Regions from separate parts of the Homo sapiens genome. Here all the other regions are linked to region 1. Evidence: chromatin contacts called from ENCODE Hi-C or POLR2A ChIA-PET data. All regions are on one chromosome and are shown on one strand. Each heading gives the region's core, a stretch centred on a gene start or an enhancer-like site at or near the end of the contact. The rest is flanking DNA. Distances are from core to core; before and after follow the strand shown. Region 1 has its middle 150 kb from the start of NCOR2. Region 2 overlaps NCOR2 (nuclear receptor corepressor 2). Region 3 holds the start of UBC (ubiquitin C).

The links. Hi-C counts contacts between places; a loop is a spot of excess contacts on that map. ChIA-PET counts read pairs that join two places held with the same protein, here RNA polymerase II (POLR2A). Pooled maps may share reads with other maps.
Region 2: a map of GM12878 shows a loop between it and region 1 (10-fold over the local background). The contact joins two enhancer-like sites. A Hi-C loop is called at or near these places in 1 of 168 maps with a recorded cell type or tissue (GM12878), 7 of 37 single-sample maps with no recorded cell type and 10 of 50 pooled maps.
Region 3: a pooled map shows a loop between it and region 1 (7-fold over the local background). The contact joins the promoter of UBC here to the enhancer-like site in region 1. A Hi-C loop is called at or near these places in 8 of 50 pooled maps. POLR2A ChIA-PET finds 5 or more read pairs at or near these places in 3 of 52 experiments (K562, WTC11 and activated naive CD4-positive, alpha-beta T cell).

What each region holds. Positions count from the first base shown.
Region 1 is chr12:124,711,113-124,715,822 of GRCh38, reverse strand. No RefSeq gene overlaps it. Among named protein-coding and RNA genes, the nearest start is that of NCOR2, 150 kb to the right of the region's middle. RefSeq lists enhancers at 1,692-2,336, 2,337-2,982. Within about 2 kb of position 2,007, at least 25 of the 41 ENCODE cell types and tissues checked have a DNase peak (open chromatin) inside an H3K27ac peak, as active enhancers do; they include GM12878, where a contact is called at or near this core.
Region 2 is chr12:124,478,542-124,483,251 of GRCh38, reverse strand. The region is part of intron 5 of NCOR2 (nuclear receptor corepressor 2); the gene reads left to right. Among named protein-coding and RNA genes, the nearest start is that of NCOR2, 87 kb to the left of the region's middle. RefSeq lists enhancers at 993-1,082, 1,093-1,282, 2,364-2,871, 2,872-3,381, 3,891-4,400. Within about 2 kb of position 2,696, at least 16 of the 41 ENCODE cell types and tissues checked have a DNase peak (open chromatin) inside an H3K27ac peak, as active enhancers do; they include GM12878, where a contact is called at or near this core.
Region 3 is chr12:124,913,400-124,918,109 of GRCh38, reverse strand. UBC (ubiquitin C) reads left to right here and starts at 3,460. Exons shown (of 2, transcript NM_021009.7): 1 at 3,460-3,523; 2 at 4,336-4,710. The coding sequence starts at 4,339. MIR5188 (microRNA 5188) reads right to left here and starts at 2,563; the gene lies at 2,451-2,563. RefSeq lists enhancers at 284-493, 704-973, 1,473-1,767, 3,432-3,881, 3,206-4,163 and 2 more and silencers at 1,464-1,523, 2,882-3,221.

The sequences.
Region 1 (4,710 bases), core at 758-3,257:
AGATAATGAAACCTGGAGTTGTGTGTCTTGAGACACCTCTGCTCACTACTCACTCTCTAGACACCAAGAAAATTCGACTTCCCGCCACGCCCAGCCGGGCCCTGCAATGGGCTCCCAGCTCCTGTGGGTGCAACATGAGCCTGGTAGCTCCCAGGCAAACGCTGAGCAGCAGGCGAGATCATGGTGGCCGCGGTGGCCACAGTCTGTGAGGTCAGAGCTCCCGTTAGGCGTGGGCTATCTATGGGTTTAATAAGCCAAGGCCTTCAGGGCAGGGCCCACAGAGCAGGAATGTCCTGAGGCTCAATATTCCAGCCATTTGTTCCTGTCTGTTGTCTCTCAAACCAGATCCTCTGCCACTTCTGAAGGTCCCTGCAAAAGAGGCTTCTGCCTCTAACCCTAAGCAGCCAGCCCAAGCCTGCCATGTGGAGAGAAGGGGACAGGGAGGCAGGAGTTGCAATCTGTGCCCCGTGTGCCCCCTGTGCCATCACCCTGTACAATTGTGGCCCAGGCAAAGCTCCTCTCTGTACCTCGGTCCCCTTGTCTCAGGAACAGGATCTCTTTCTTTCTTTCTTTCTTTTTCTTTCTTTCCCTTTCCTTTCCTTTCCTTTCCTTTCCTTTCCTTTCCTTTCCTTTCCTTTCCTTTCCTTTCCTTCCTTTCTTTCTTTCTCTCTTTCTCTCTCTCTTTCTTTCCTTCTTTCTTCCGTCTTTCTTTCTTTGTCTCGGGAACAGGATTTCTTTCTTTCTTTTTTTATTTTATTTATTTATTTTTTTGAGATGGAGTCTCGCTCTTGTTGCCCAGGCTGGAGTGCAGTAGCATGATCTTGGCTCACTGCAAACTCCGCCTCCCGGGTTCAAGTGATTCTCGTGCCTCAGCCTCCTGGGTAGCTGGGATTACAGAAACGCGCCACTACACCCAGCTAATTTTTGTATTTTTAATAGAGACAGGATTTCACCACATCTGCCAGGCTGGTCTCAAACTCCTGATCTCAAGTGATCCACCTGCCTTGGCCTCTCAAAGTGCCGGGATTACAGGTGTGAGCCACCGCGCCCGGCTGAGAACAGGGTTTCGTCTATTTCTCATTAAGTTGCTGATGGCTCCCTTTCAGGATTCACCGCCACAACCAGGCCTCCCTGGCACCTTGTTTTAAATCACAGCCCTCCTGACCTAGATCCAGGGCCCCAGAAGCAGAGCCAGAGAGAGAGGTTTTTACAGGAGAGGGAGGGAGGGCGGCCTCAGCCTGGACCCACGGGGGGCTCTGATATGTGAACTCCACCAGGGTTTGTCCCATCTGTAGCCAGGTGGGTCAGGATGTGTGTGTGTGTGTGTGTGTGTGTGTTTTGTTTTTTGTTTTTTGCATTATTTTTGAGACAGGGTTTCACTCTCTTGCCCAGGCTGGAGTGCAATGGTACCATCACAGCTCACTGCAGCCTCCACCTCCAAGGATCAAGCGATTCTCCTGCCTCAGCCTCCTGAGTAGTTGGGACTACAGGAGTGTACCACTGTGCCTGGCTAATTTTTTTATTTTTTGTAGAGACTAGGTCTCACTATGTTGCCCAGGCTGGTCTTTAACTCCTGGCCTCAAGCAATCTTCCTGCTTTGGCCTCCCAAACTGCCAGGATTACAGGCGTGAGCCACTGCATCCAGCCTTGCTTTATTTTCAATTGTGGTAAAATACACATAACATAAAATGTACCACTTTAGCCATTTTTAAAGGTACAATTCAGTGGTATTAAGGACATTCACAGTGTTGCTTGACCATCACCACTCTCCTGTTCTGAAAGGTTTTCATCACTCCAAGCAGACTCTGTCCCCATTAAGCAATAACTGTCATTCCCGTCCCCCAGCCCCTGGTAAGCGCTAACGTACTGTCTGTCTCTGTGAATCCGCCTGCTCTAGGCACTTTATTTAACCGGAATCATGCATCTGGCTACTTTCACTTAGCATCGTGTCTTCAAAGTTCATTTACGTTAGAGCCTGAGTCAGAATTTCCTTCCTTCCCGCCGCACTTTCATTTTGAATAGACTTTACTTTTCAGAGCAAGTTGAGTTCACAGGAGTGGCATTCCTCTTCACGGCTCAACAATATCCCCTGCATGGAGGCGCCCCTCGTGTTATTTGTCATCTCCTGATGGGCACTTGGGCTGTTCCTACCTTTTGGCCATTGTGACTGGTGCTGCTGTGAATGCCTGTGCACCAGAATCTTTCCTAGTCCTTCCTCTCAGGGGGCCAGGCTTCTGCCCTCCCCTCCGTCCTGCTCCCCGTGTCAGTCTGTTTTGGTCACTGGCTGTGGCCTGGGAGACACTCCCACTTGGATGAAGGCAGTCACCCCCGGCGGTGCTCAGGGTGGAAGGGGGCCAGCAGGGGAATCCGGGTGGTGCCAGGAGTGCCCTGCATCTCCCCGTTCCTCCTGCCTTCCCTGCTTTGCTACCCCCAGTACTTCTCACCTTCTGACACCCCCGGCATGTGCTGACTTCTTGGGCTTCTTGTCTACTTCCCCCTAGAAAGCACCCAAGGCCTGGGGCTGTGCCTGTTTTGTCACGGCTGGACCCACCCTTCCTGATACACAGTCAGGCTCAACAAATATGCATGGGATGAATGACTAGCACGCGCGCACACACGATCTCTTGGAATTCTCGCCGAAACTGTGATGTCACTGCTGCCGTCATCCCCATTCTACAGAGAAGGAAATGGAGGCTCAGGAACGTTGAGTGAATTCCCCAAGGTCACAGAGCTTGCGAGCGGCAGAGCAGAGACAGGGGTGCAGAGCTGCCCCACGCCTAGCACTTCCCAGCCGGAAGGCTTGGCCTGTCTACATGATGAGCTGGACACCTGTCAAACACATGTCACTCACACTAATTCGACTCTGCGTCTTTGGAGAGAGAGAAACTTCGATACCCAGCCAATGGCCAGGCCATTGCGCTCAACTAGTGAGGGTGAGGACCTAAGTGTGCAGTTTCCACAATTGCGTCCCTTCTCTCGTGCCCCTCTTTTTTATAATAAAAAATAATTTTAAATCCCAGCACTTTGGGAGGTTGAGGCAGGCAGATCACTTGAGGTTAGGAGTTTGAGTTCATCCTGGCCAACATGGTGAAACCCCATCTCTACTAAAAATACAAAAATTAGCTGGGCATTGGTGGCGGACGCCTGTAATCTCGCTACTCAGGAGGCTGAGACAGAAGAATCACTTGAACCCGGGAGGCAGACATGGCAGTGAGCTGAGATCGCAACACTGCACTCCAGCCTGGGTGACAGAGTGAGATTCTGTTTCAAAAAAAAATTTTTTTTTTAATTTAATTTTTTAGATACAGGGTCTCACTGTCACCCTGCCTGGAGTGCAGTGGCATGATCGTAGCTCACAGCAGCCTCGAACTCCTGGGTTCAAGCTATCCTCAGCCTCTCAAGTAGCTGGGACCACAGGTTTGTGCCGCTATGCCCAGCTAATTAATTAATTTTTTTTTGTAGGGACAGGGGTCTCACTATGTTGCCCAGGCTGGTCTTGAACTCCTGGCCTCAAGTGATCTTCCCACCTGTCAGCCTCCCAAAGTGCTGGGACTACAGGCTTGAGCTACCGCACCCAGCTAATTCACGCCCCTCTTAATGCGAGCATCTCAACACGCTGACGGAGACCCTAGCTGCCAAAGTTACACATTGAGAAAAAATCTACGTGCTGGGCGAGGTGGCTCACGCCTGTAAGCCTAGCACTTTGGGAGGCCGAGGAAGGTGGATCACCTGAGGCCAGGAGTACTAGACCAGCCTGGCCAACATGGCAAAACCCCATCTCTATTAGAAATACAAAATTTAGCCAGGCATGGTGACGGGCGCCTGTAATCCCAGCTAGTTGGGAGGCTGAGGCAGGAAAATCGCTTGAAGCCTGGAGACGGAGTTTGCAGTAAGTCGAGATCGCGCCACTGCACTCCAGCCTGGGCAACAGAGCGAAACTCTGTCTTTAAAAAAAAAAAAAAAAAAAACACGACAGAGGAACAATGCGTGGAATGTATGGATGCATGGTAAGCTGCAGAAATCTTCCGTGAGTGATGGATTGTGACAGACGTCTGCACATTTCCACCTTGGCGTTAGTACTCAGACCAGGACGTGGAAGGTTCCTATCATCCAAGAGTTCCCTTGTGCCCCATCCTCCAGGGGTAACCATGATAGAGGCTCTATCCCCACAGACCCTCTCTGCTGTTCCAGAGCCTCACACAGTGCGTGAACTCTCACCCCTCGGTGTCTGGCCTCATCTGCATATCCTCCAGTGAGGGTTGCTCTCGCTGTCCGGAAGCTGCAGCTCGTGCTTGCTAATTTCTGTGCAGTTTTCAATTACATGAATAGGTCGTCGTTTGTTTTTCATTCTAGAGCTGACGGATGTTTGGATTGTTTTCAGTGTGGGGCTATTACAGATCGAGGTGGTGTAGAGGTTCTTATCCATGTCCTCTGATGAACGGATACCCCCATTTTTCTTGGGAGTGTATCTGGGAATGGGATTACTGGACCACAGAGTAGTCATGTTCTTGGATTCAGTAGCTGGCGACAATTTTCCAAAATGATTGTAACAATTTACTCTCCCACCTTTAAATCCTCATCAACACTTGATATTGCCAATTAAAGTTACTTTTTTTTTTTTTTGAGGCAAGGTCTTGCTCTGTTGCCCAGGCTGGAGTGCAGTGGCACGATCATAGCTCACTGCAGCCTCGAATTCGTGTATTCAAGTGA
Region 2 (4,710 bases), core at 1,447-3,946, 230 kb after region 1:
TGCCATTCGATGGGGGTCAGGACCGTCCTGTGGTCGGTGGGCAGCTTTCAGCACATTCTGAGAGCTTCCTCGAGGGTGGGTTGTTTGGTTCCATGCTTGCTTGGAACAGGGGGCTCAGTGACCCCTGCCTCGAGCCCTGCACAGCAGGCAGCCCCCTGGGCCTTGAACCCCGGCCCGCGAGGTGGACAGCTCAGGGCTCTGCCAGGCACCTGAGGCTTCTGGATTCTTAAGGGTCAGGGAGGGGAGACTCCAGAGTCCCGCAAAGTGAGATGAGACAGAGTTGGCTCAGCACTAAAGGGGCGGTGCTTGGTTAGGACATGGCCTGGACCCCTAGAATGACAAAGCCGCCTTCTACTGCCCAGTCTGGCTGCTCCTTGGGCCACCGTGTGGCACTGGGCTAGCGTGGGTTGAGTCTGCAGCCACCCAGGCCTGAGGGACCACGGATGCACTTTGGGCAGGGGAGCCAGACAACTTCAGGCTCGTCTGCATCTCCATGGGGGGCTGCCTGGCATTGCAGGTGGGCCCAGGCCTCACCTGGGCACACTCACTTATCCCAGGGCCCTCCGTCCATCTGCCCTCAGGTGACCCAGGTGCGATTTCCACCACCCCCACCTCCACAGCTGTGCTGCCTTTGTGCCTCTCTGATCCCCATTTCTTCCTCACTGATCTGGGACCTTGTGGGCAGGGTGTCACCTGGTCATGTGGGTAGAGGGCTCGGCTGTGGGCCCCATGCGTGGGAACTATTTGGCACCCGTGAGCCGGCATGGGTGGTGGTCTGGCTGCGGGGCCAGGCCACCTGGGCCAGACTCGGCCTTCTCTCGGGGAGAGAGGATACCTGCGTGGAACCTGGGATATCCCTGGGGTGGGCTTGGGCTGGCAGGAGGTGGGGGTGCCGTCCTGGGGCTGGGATGGCTGGGCTTCCCCTCCTGCTCTGAGTGGCTGTGGCCCCGACACCTGCACACCTGCCAGATACCCACAGGGCTGCCTCTGGGGCCAGGGGAGGGAGGGGCTGGGGTGTCTGTGTGGTCGTTGGCTGGCTTGGCCTCCCTGCCACTGGGGCAGTCCCCGCCTCACCAAGTTGTCACAGGAAAGTGGAGGTCAGTTAATGAACTCCTAGCCAACAGACCACATGCGCCTGAGAGCCCACTCAGGAACCTCCCCCGGCGGATGCAGCTGTGTTCTTGTTGGCACTCAGGGACTCCACCCTGGCCACCTCCCTGCTCTCCTGCGTACTTCCAGTCCATCAGCAAATCCTGACACCTCTGCCCTAAAATATCTCAATTCCAGCCTTCTGCCCACACCTGAGGCAACCCCCGGCCTGAGCTCGTCATTGCTCTCCAGTAACTTTGCAGTAGCCTCCTCCTGGGTCTCCCTGCTCCTGCCTCCCTCTACTCCCTTCAGTTTATCTTCCAAGCAGCAGCCAGAGGGCTCTTATAAAGGCAGACGACTGCATCCCCCTGTGTGTTCCCCCCTGTGCTCCAAACCATCCATGGCTCCTGTCTCAAGCAGGAAAAAGCCAAAATCCTTGCCATGGGCTGCAGGTCCGGCGTGATCCAGCCCCGTCACCTCCCTGACCTCATCTCCCTGCAGCAGCCCTCTCAACCGCTCACGTACAGCCTCCCAGGCCACCCTGGAGTTCCTCAAACACGCCAGGCACATTCCCACCTGGGGACCTTTGCACCGGCTGTGCCCTCCGCAGGAGCGCCCTCCCCCAGGCACATTCCTCTTTCCTCGCTCCTTCCAGCCCTGGCTGCCCTCCAGGGCCTGCATGGCAGGGGAGACCTGTGGCTAGCCCTGTGGGGACTCTCGAGGCCACTCATGGCTGAGGCTGCAGCCCCACCACGTCCTCCTGGGGTGTGAGATTCAGCCACAGGGGCCCTGCCGGCCTTGAAGGGGGTCTCTGTGGCCTGGGGCTTGGGCCGCCTGCACTTGGGTCTGGGCTTGGGACTGGTGTCGATGCCAGTTCCTCTCGGGCACTGCCCCCTCGGGTACCCCAGCCAGCATCCCTGCCCCGACGCCCAACCCTTCCAGCACATCCTTCCTGCCCTTCCTCCCCTTCCTTCTCTCCTTCTACACCTTCCTCCCTCCTTCTTCCTCCCTCTCTTTCTTTCCACCCAAACAGCCCCCCTGTCCTGCTCACTCCCCTTCACCCCCTGCTTCCTCAGCTCCTGCCATCTCTCCCTGCTCATCCCCTGGGGCAACCTCCCTACCACAGAGCCACTCCCAGCCACCACCCAGCGCCACCCAGCCCATCTGCCTGCGGCCATCTGTCCTTGCCTTCATTACCTGCCCCTCCCCCTCACCTCCCAGCCGCCCCTCACCCATGGGTTCTGCCTGCCATCATCTCCCACCAGTGGCCTTGCCCCTCCCCCATCCACTCACCTCCCCCATTCCCTTGCTCCCCCACCCCCTACCCCCATCCGCTCCCCCTCCTTCCCCCACTCGCCTGGAGTCCAGGGTCCTGTGAGCCCAGTCAGCCCTTGCAGGAACTCACAACTCACAGCCGGACAAGGGCGCCTGGGGGTGCTTGGCCCGTGGCCATTTCTTGGCTGGAGAACGACACCTCCCACGTGTGTGTCCAGCCTGGGGCCTGCCACGCCTCCAGTGCCCTCCACAGCCCTTTGATTTCACTCCTCTTTGAAACAGAAAGTGGAACCTAGACGGTGGCGGTGGTGAGGATGTGCACAGATTAAGCACCTGTGGTTTGCTGCTGTGGGAGTTTGCTGTGGTTTCAGTAAAGCTCAGGACATACCAGGCTGGAGGCTTGTTCTCTCTCCAGCTTCCACAGAGGATGCCGATGGCAGGGCTGGTGGGGGAATCGCAGGCAGTGTCCCCAGAGGCTTCAGTCCCCCAGGGTCACTCAGCCACCCAGCTGTGTCTGACTGCCCAGGCCAGGGTGGGGCTGTGGCCAGGTGGCATCCTAATCCTTGTTGTAGCCTGGTGCCCGGCCAGCTGTGACACGGGCCCCTCCCTGCACAGCCCTGGGGCACCCTAAGCTCCTTAGCAGCCTCAGGGCAAAGGCCATCCTCCTCCTGCAGCGGGAGTAGGGGTGGGCGGTGGGGACTGGGAGACAGCCCCGGGGAGGGAAGTGGCCACTCAGGCCTACAGGGTCCCCTTTTCTGCCCAGTGCGGCCGGATTGGATTGAATGGTTGACCCCTAGGGTGAGGCACCTCCTTTATCAGGAGGCTGGCACGCAGGAGGCATTCACGCAGTGGTAAGAATGCTGCAGTGATGGCGGGTGCCATTAAGTGAGCGCCGACTGCCTGCCACGTGCCAAGTCATGCCCAGCCAGTGTCATTCCCTGATCTCTTCCCAGCCCAAGGAGGCTGGGTCTGTGACCCCCTTTTGTAGACGGCCCCAGGCTGAGCGAGCTGGACGTGGGGGAACGGGATTCAGGCCCAGGCAGCTGGGAGTGCACCCCATGCCTGCCTCCAGGTTGACCTGCTGCTGTGGGTCTCCCCTCTGGTCTCCCTGGTGGGGTGCCCTCCTCCCTCTGCCTGGCATCCCCCATTAGCACTGGAATCTGCTTTCTCCTCTTTTGTTTTGTTTTGTTGTTACAGAAGGCAGGAGAGAATTTTAGCTCAGCCTCCTGGGAGAGATGTTTCCATTTGAACAACTCCCCTGAAGTGGGGCCTGGATGGATAGCAGGCCAGGGTGTGTGTGTGCATGCGCGCGCGCGTGCGTGTGTGTGCGCGTTTGTGTGTGGGTGCGGGTGTGTGTGTGCGTGTGCGCGCATGTGCGTGTGTATGCGCGCATGTGCCTGTGTGTGTCCCTGCGTGTTTGTGTGTGTGTGTGTATGCGTGTGTGCACACATGTGCCTGTGTGCGTGCATGTACCTGTGTGTGCGTGCGTGTGTCCATGCGTGTTTGTGTGTGTGCGTGAGTGTGCATGTGTTGCACGTGTGTATGTGTGTTTGTGTGCGCACGTGTGTGCATGTGTCCGTGCATGTGCGTGAGTGTGCATGTGTGTATATGCATGTGTGCGTGTGTTTGTGTGTGCGTGTGTGTGCATGTGCACGTGTGTGTGCATGTGTTTGTGCGCAGGCAGCTCAGGGCCCAGCCTTGGAGGGTGACCAACCCCTGAGTGGGCAGTTGTCCCCCAGGTGCGCGTTTTGTCTCTGCGCAGAGAGCAGGCCCGAGGGGTGAGTTGCTGCCTGCCCGCCTCTCCAGCACGTCCGTGCGCTCTGGCCTGTGGGTTCTGGAGGGTCTCCATCCCTTACCGTTGCTCTGTGGGTTCTAGAGGGTCTCCGTCCCTTACCGTTGCTCTGTGGTTCTTTCTGCCTGCCTGGCTTTCCCTCTTCTTGTCAGGAATGCCTCTGCCTGTGGTGCGCCCTCTGGGATCTCTCTTAGTCTCTGTGTCTGTCTCTGTCTGTGTCTCTGCCTCTCCATCTCTTTCTCTTTGTGTCCCTCTATCTCTATCTCTTTCTGTTTGTGTGTGTCTGTCACCACGTCTCTGTCTTTCTGTCTCTGTTTCTGTCTTCATCTATGTCCATTTCTGTTTCTCGATCTGTCTGTCTGTCTTCGTCTCTGTGTCTGTCTCTCTCTCCTCTCTGCTTGGACCACAAGGTGGAGGTGTGATGAGCTTGGTGCTGGGGCCTGACCAGCCTGGCCGCAGTAATTGCTCCAGGCCGTGAAGAGATTTGGAAAGTCTGAGCAAGGGAAGATGCCTGGGAGAGCGAGTTGAGAGGTTTTCTGCATCTGCTGTGTGGA
Region 3 (4,710 bases), core at 2,211-4,710, 200 kb before region 1:
ATGGGGAATCAGTTTTTCATGGGGACAGAGTTTGTTTTGCAAGACGAAAAGAGCTCCAGAAATGGCTTGGTGGTGATGGCTGATGCACAATACTGAATGTACTTCATGCTACAGAAATGTACACTTAAGAATGGTAAATTTTATGTGTATTTTACCACAATTTTAAGACAAAACCAAACGACGACACAAACAAAGCCCAAATAGGTTAAATAACTTCCTAATGTTCCTAAAGTAGGCAAATTTGGAGACTAGCTAAGTCCGGTTTTGACCGCTGAGATGAATGGGTTATTTTTAAGCTGGAGCGGTTTGTGTTCCACCACACAGTTATACAGCACAAGCAGAAACAGGAAGAAGAACACATTCCCCAGGTTTTTTTTTTTTACTTCCTGTTTGCCAGGCCTCTAACCTGCAGGCGTCCTTGACAACCTTTTATGGTTATATAAGCGATGACAAAGCAAGGCAAACCCTTCCCACCACCTCTCTGATTCCACCCTTTTTCTTGGGGGAAGCAAGTTTGTTGACCCTCACTCATGCTCTCAGACAGTTTCATGGGGCTGGATTAAGTCACATACAAGGTGGTGAATTTCAGAAGGGGGAACTGAATCCTTAGGGGGAGGGGAAAAACGAAGGCGGAGGAGCAGGCGCTGATCCAACCCCGCCCTCCCCAGCTGCAGCCCAGCACCCCGGCCCTTTGTGAGCTCAGCTCATCACACGCTCCCTTCCGCCTGCCAATCCCGCCCTGTTGCTGGGCCTCTGTCCCTTCTCCATTGGTGCCAGCTCTGAAGCAATCTTTTCTGGGGCGCCTGCAAAGGACGGATCTGTGGGTGGAACGAACTGAAAACGGATCCAGTGACTCATCCCGATTCTTGCACATTCTAGCACATCGCATTCTAGGTCAGCAGGGTTTAGGTTTTAAGAGCGTGACTTGATACCTGACTCCTGAGTCCAAGTGGGACATTTAGACTTTGGGAACCCTTTCGGAAAACAGAAAAGCAGTTGTTGCAACAACAAAAATCCTTTGTAGGACAGGGTTTCTTAATTTCAGCACTATTAATATGTTGGGTCTGATAATTCTTTGTTGTGGGGGACTGTCCCTCATAGAATGTTCAGTGGCATCCCTGGTGTCTACCAACAGTGCTAGTATTAGTAGTAGCATCCCCTAACCTCCCCTGAGTTGTGACAACCAAGAATATCTCCAGATATTGCCAAATGTCCCCTGAAAGAGCAAATCACTCCTTGTTGAGAACCATTGTTGTAGAGAAACATCAGACACCTGCGTTTTGGGAGGCCATTTTCTTCCCTGTCACCTCAGTGACTTTGGAGAAAGGTTTATTTCTGTTTGCTTCAATAACCATTTAAGTCAGGGAATGCTGGGATGTTTTCAATAATTTTTTTCTGCTAGAGACAACATTGGTTTCTCTTTGCAGCTAACCTTTGGCCCATTACCCACCCTACCCTCATCCCCTCTTCTTCCTTTTTCCTCCTCCTGTCCTCCTCTCCCGCCCCTGCCTCTGCAGTTAGGGCTGTTTTTTCTCTGTACCTTTTGGACTCTGAAAAAAGCTATGTCACAAAGCTGGTGACTCAGCCTTTAAACAACATGAATCACAAGGCTTGCAGCAGAGTAACAGCCAAAAGCAACCAGGGCGTGGTTGAAAGCCAGGCCTGGTCACCTCAGAAAGAATCTCAGCTTTTTAATCCCTTCAAAACTCCTTCCCGAAATGTAGGGGAAAAACAAAAAACAAAAACTTTGCAGAAATGTGTATTGGAAATCACTGGGGTATCCTGCCAATCCTGGAAAATGACACTTTTATTATTCGTTTTAATTTCCCAGTAACACATGAATTCATTCTCTTTAAAATGTTAAAAATTGGAGATGTCAAAGTCTGTTTTGAACAATGCACAGATCTTGGATTTTCATAAATACACAGAAACATGGGTTACCATAGAAAATATATAGCAGGTTCATTTTGCTTTGATGCATATTTTAAGTCTGCCGTTTAAATAATGTAATGTTCATAACTTAAAACAAGAATGCAGCCTTTTCCTAATGGCAAAATATTTTTCAGTTGGTAGCCTCTTTTTCTCTTTTTTTTGAAGCTTTTAAGGGTAGAAATCAAAATAGCCTCCCTACCTCCAATACATTTGTAGAAACAGGGACTATTTGTAGAAGAGTCCAGAAGGAACAGTGGCTGGGAAATTGAGGGCATGAGGGAGACTTTTCACTGTACACTTTAAAAAGACACATTTAAAAAATCTCACCATGTTCGTATATTTTAAAACATTTAAAAAATATACTGAAGAAATGACACGTAGGGATCACAAAATAGGTTGTGGTAAAAATTTAAAAAGCTGGCTGGTGATGCTTTTCTCCCCACTTCTTTTACCAAAATAGAATTGCCCTGTAGAATTACATTTCATATTTGACACCCTACCCTGCACTGAAATAAGGTTGGGATTCTATTCCTGTCTTTTAAAATCTCCGGTTTAAATGGGTCCGATTATTGAATGGATCCTGCTTACAATAATCGTACCCATTGAAACCAGAGAAATTTCCATGCCTCCCTGTTGGCATCAAGTAGGACCTTTCCATACCTGGCCCTCAGAATGTACAGGAAGGTGGAAGAACAGTCTAGAAGGATGTCGTTCGCTCAGCCTTGCGTTCCAGCTAAAATAAAACTGTGTGGGGTTTCCGCCTCTTTTTTCCAAATTTAACCTGGACACCCAGCTCCTCTGCAGTGTCTCCCCTGGAAAGTTCTCGAGCGTTCCCCAGCTTTAGGGCCACGCCCGCCCTGAGATCTGCCGAGTCATTGTCCTTGTCCCGCGGCCCCGGGAGCCCCCCGCGACCGGCCTGGGAGGCTCAGGGAGGTTGAAGGGGGCTGAGCAAAGGAAGCCCCGTCATTACCTCAAATGTGACCCAAAAATAAAGACCCGTCCATCTCGCAGGGTGGGCCAGGGCGGGTCAGGAGGGAGGGGAGGGAGACCCCGACTCTGCAGAAGGCGCTCGCTGCGTGCCCCACGTCCGCCGAACGCGGGGTTCGCGACCCGAGGGGACCGCGGGGGCTGAGGGGAGGGGCCGCGGAGCCGCGGCTAAGGAACGCGGGCCGCCCACCCGCTCCCGGTGCAGCGGCCTCCGCGCCGGGTTTTGGCGCCTCCCGCGGGCGCCCCCCTCCTCACGGCGAGCGCTGCCACGTCAGACGAAGGGCGCAGCGAGCGTCCTGATCCTTCCGCCCGGACGCTCAGGACAGCGGCCCGCTGCTCATAAGACTCGGCCTTAGAACCCCAGTATCAGCAGAAGGACATTTTAGGACGGGACTTGGGTGACTCTAGGGCACTGGTTTTCTTTCCAGAGAGCGGAACAGGCGAGGAAAAGTAGTCCCTTCTCGGCGATTCTGCGGAGGGATCTCCGTGGGGCGGTGAACGCCGATGATTATATAAGGACGCGCCGGGTGTGGCACAGCTAGTTCCGTCGCAGCCGGGATTTGGGTCGCAGTTCTTGTTTGTGGATCGCTGTGATCGTCACTTGGTGAGTAGCGGGCTGCTGGGCTGGCCGGGGCTTTCGTGGCCGCCGGGCCGCTCGGTGGGACGGAGGCGTGTGGAGAGACCGCCAAGGGCTGTAGTCTGGGTCCGCGAGCAAGGTTGCCCTGAACTGGGGGTTGGGGGGAGCGCAGCAAAATGGCGGCTGTTCCCGAGTCTTGAATGGAAGACGCTTGTGAGGCGGGCTGTGAGGTCGTTGAAACAAGGTGGGGGGCATGGTGGGCGGCAAGAACCCAAGGTCTTGAGGCCTTCGCTAATGCGGGAAAGCTCTTATTCGGGTGAGATGGGCTGGGGCACCATCTGGGGACCCTGACGTGAAGTTTGTCACTGACTGGAGAACTCGGTTTGTCGTCTGTTGCGGGGGCGGCAGTTATGGCGGTGCCGTTGGGCAGTGCACCCGTACCTTTGGGAGCGCGCGCCCTCGTCGTGTCGTGACGTCACCCGTTCTGTTGGCTTATAATGCAGGGTGGGGCCACCTGCCGGTAGGTGTGCGGTAGGCTTTTCTCCGTCGCAGGACGCAGGGTTCGGGCCTAGGGTAGGCTCTCCTGAATCGACAGGCGCCGGACCTCTGGTGAGGGGAGGGATAAGTGAGGCGTCAGTTTCTCTGGTCGGTTTTATGTACCTATCTTCTTAAGTAGCTGAAGCTCCGGTTTTGAACTATGCGCTCGGGGTTGGCGAGTGTGTTTTGTGAAGTTTTTTAGGCACCTTTTGAAATGTAATCATTTGGGTCAATATGTAATTTTCAGTGTTAGACTAGTAAATTGTCCGCTAAATTCTGGCCGTTTTTGGCTTTTTTGTTAGACAATGCAGATCTTCGTGAAGACTCTGACTGGTAAGACCATCACCCTCGAGGTTGAGCCCAGTGACACCATCGAGAATGTCAAGGCAAAGATCCAAGATAAGGAAGGCATCCCTCCTGACCAGCAGAGGCTGATCTTTGCTGGAAAACAGCTGGAAGATGGGCGCACCCTGTCTGACTACAACATCCAGAAAGAGTCCACCCTGCACCTGGTGCTCCGTCTCAGAGGTGGGATGCAAATCTTCGTGAAGACACTCACTGGCAAGACCATCACCCTTGAGGTCGAGCCCAGTGACACCATCGAGAACGTCAAAGCAAAGATCCAGGACAAGGAAGGCATTCCTCCTGACCAGCAGAGGTTGATCTTTGCCGGAAAG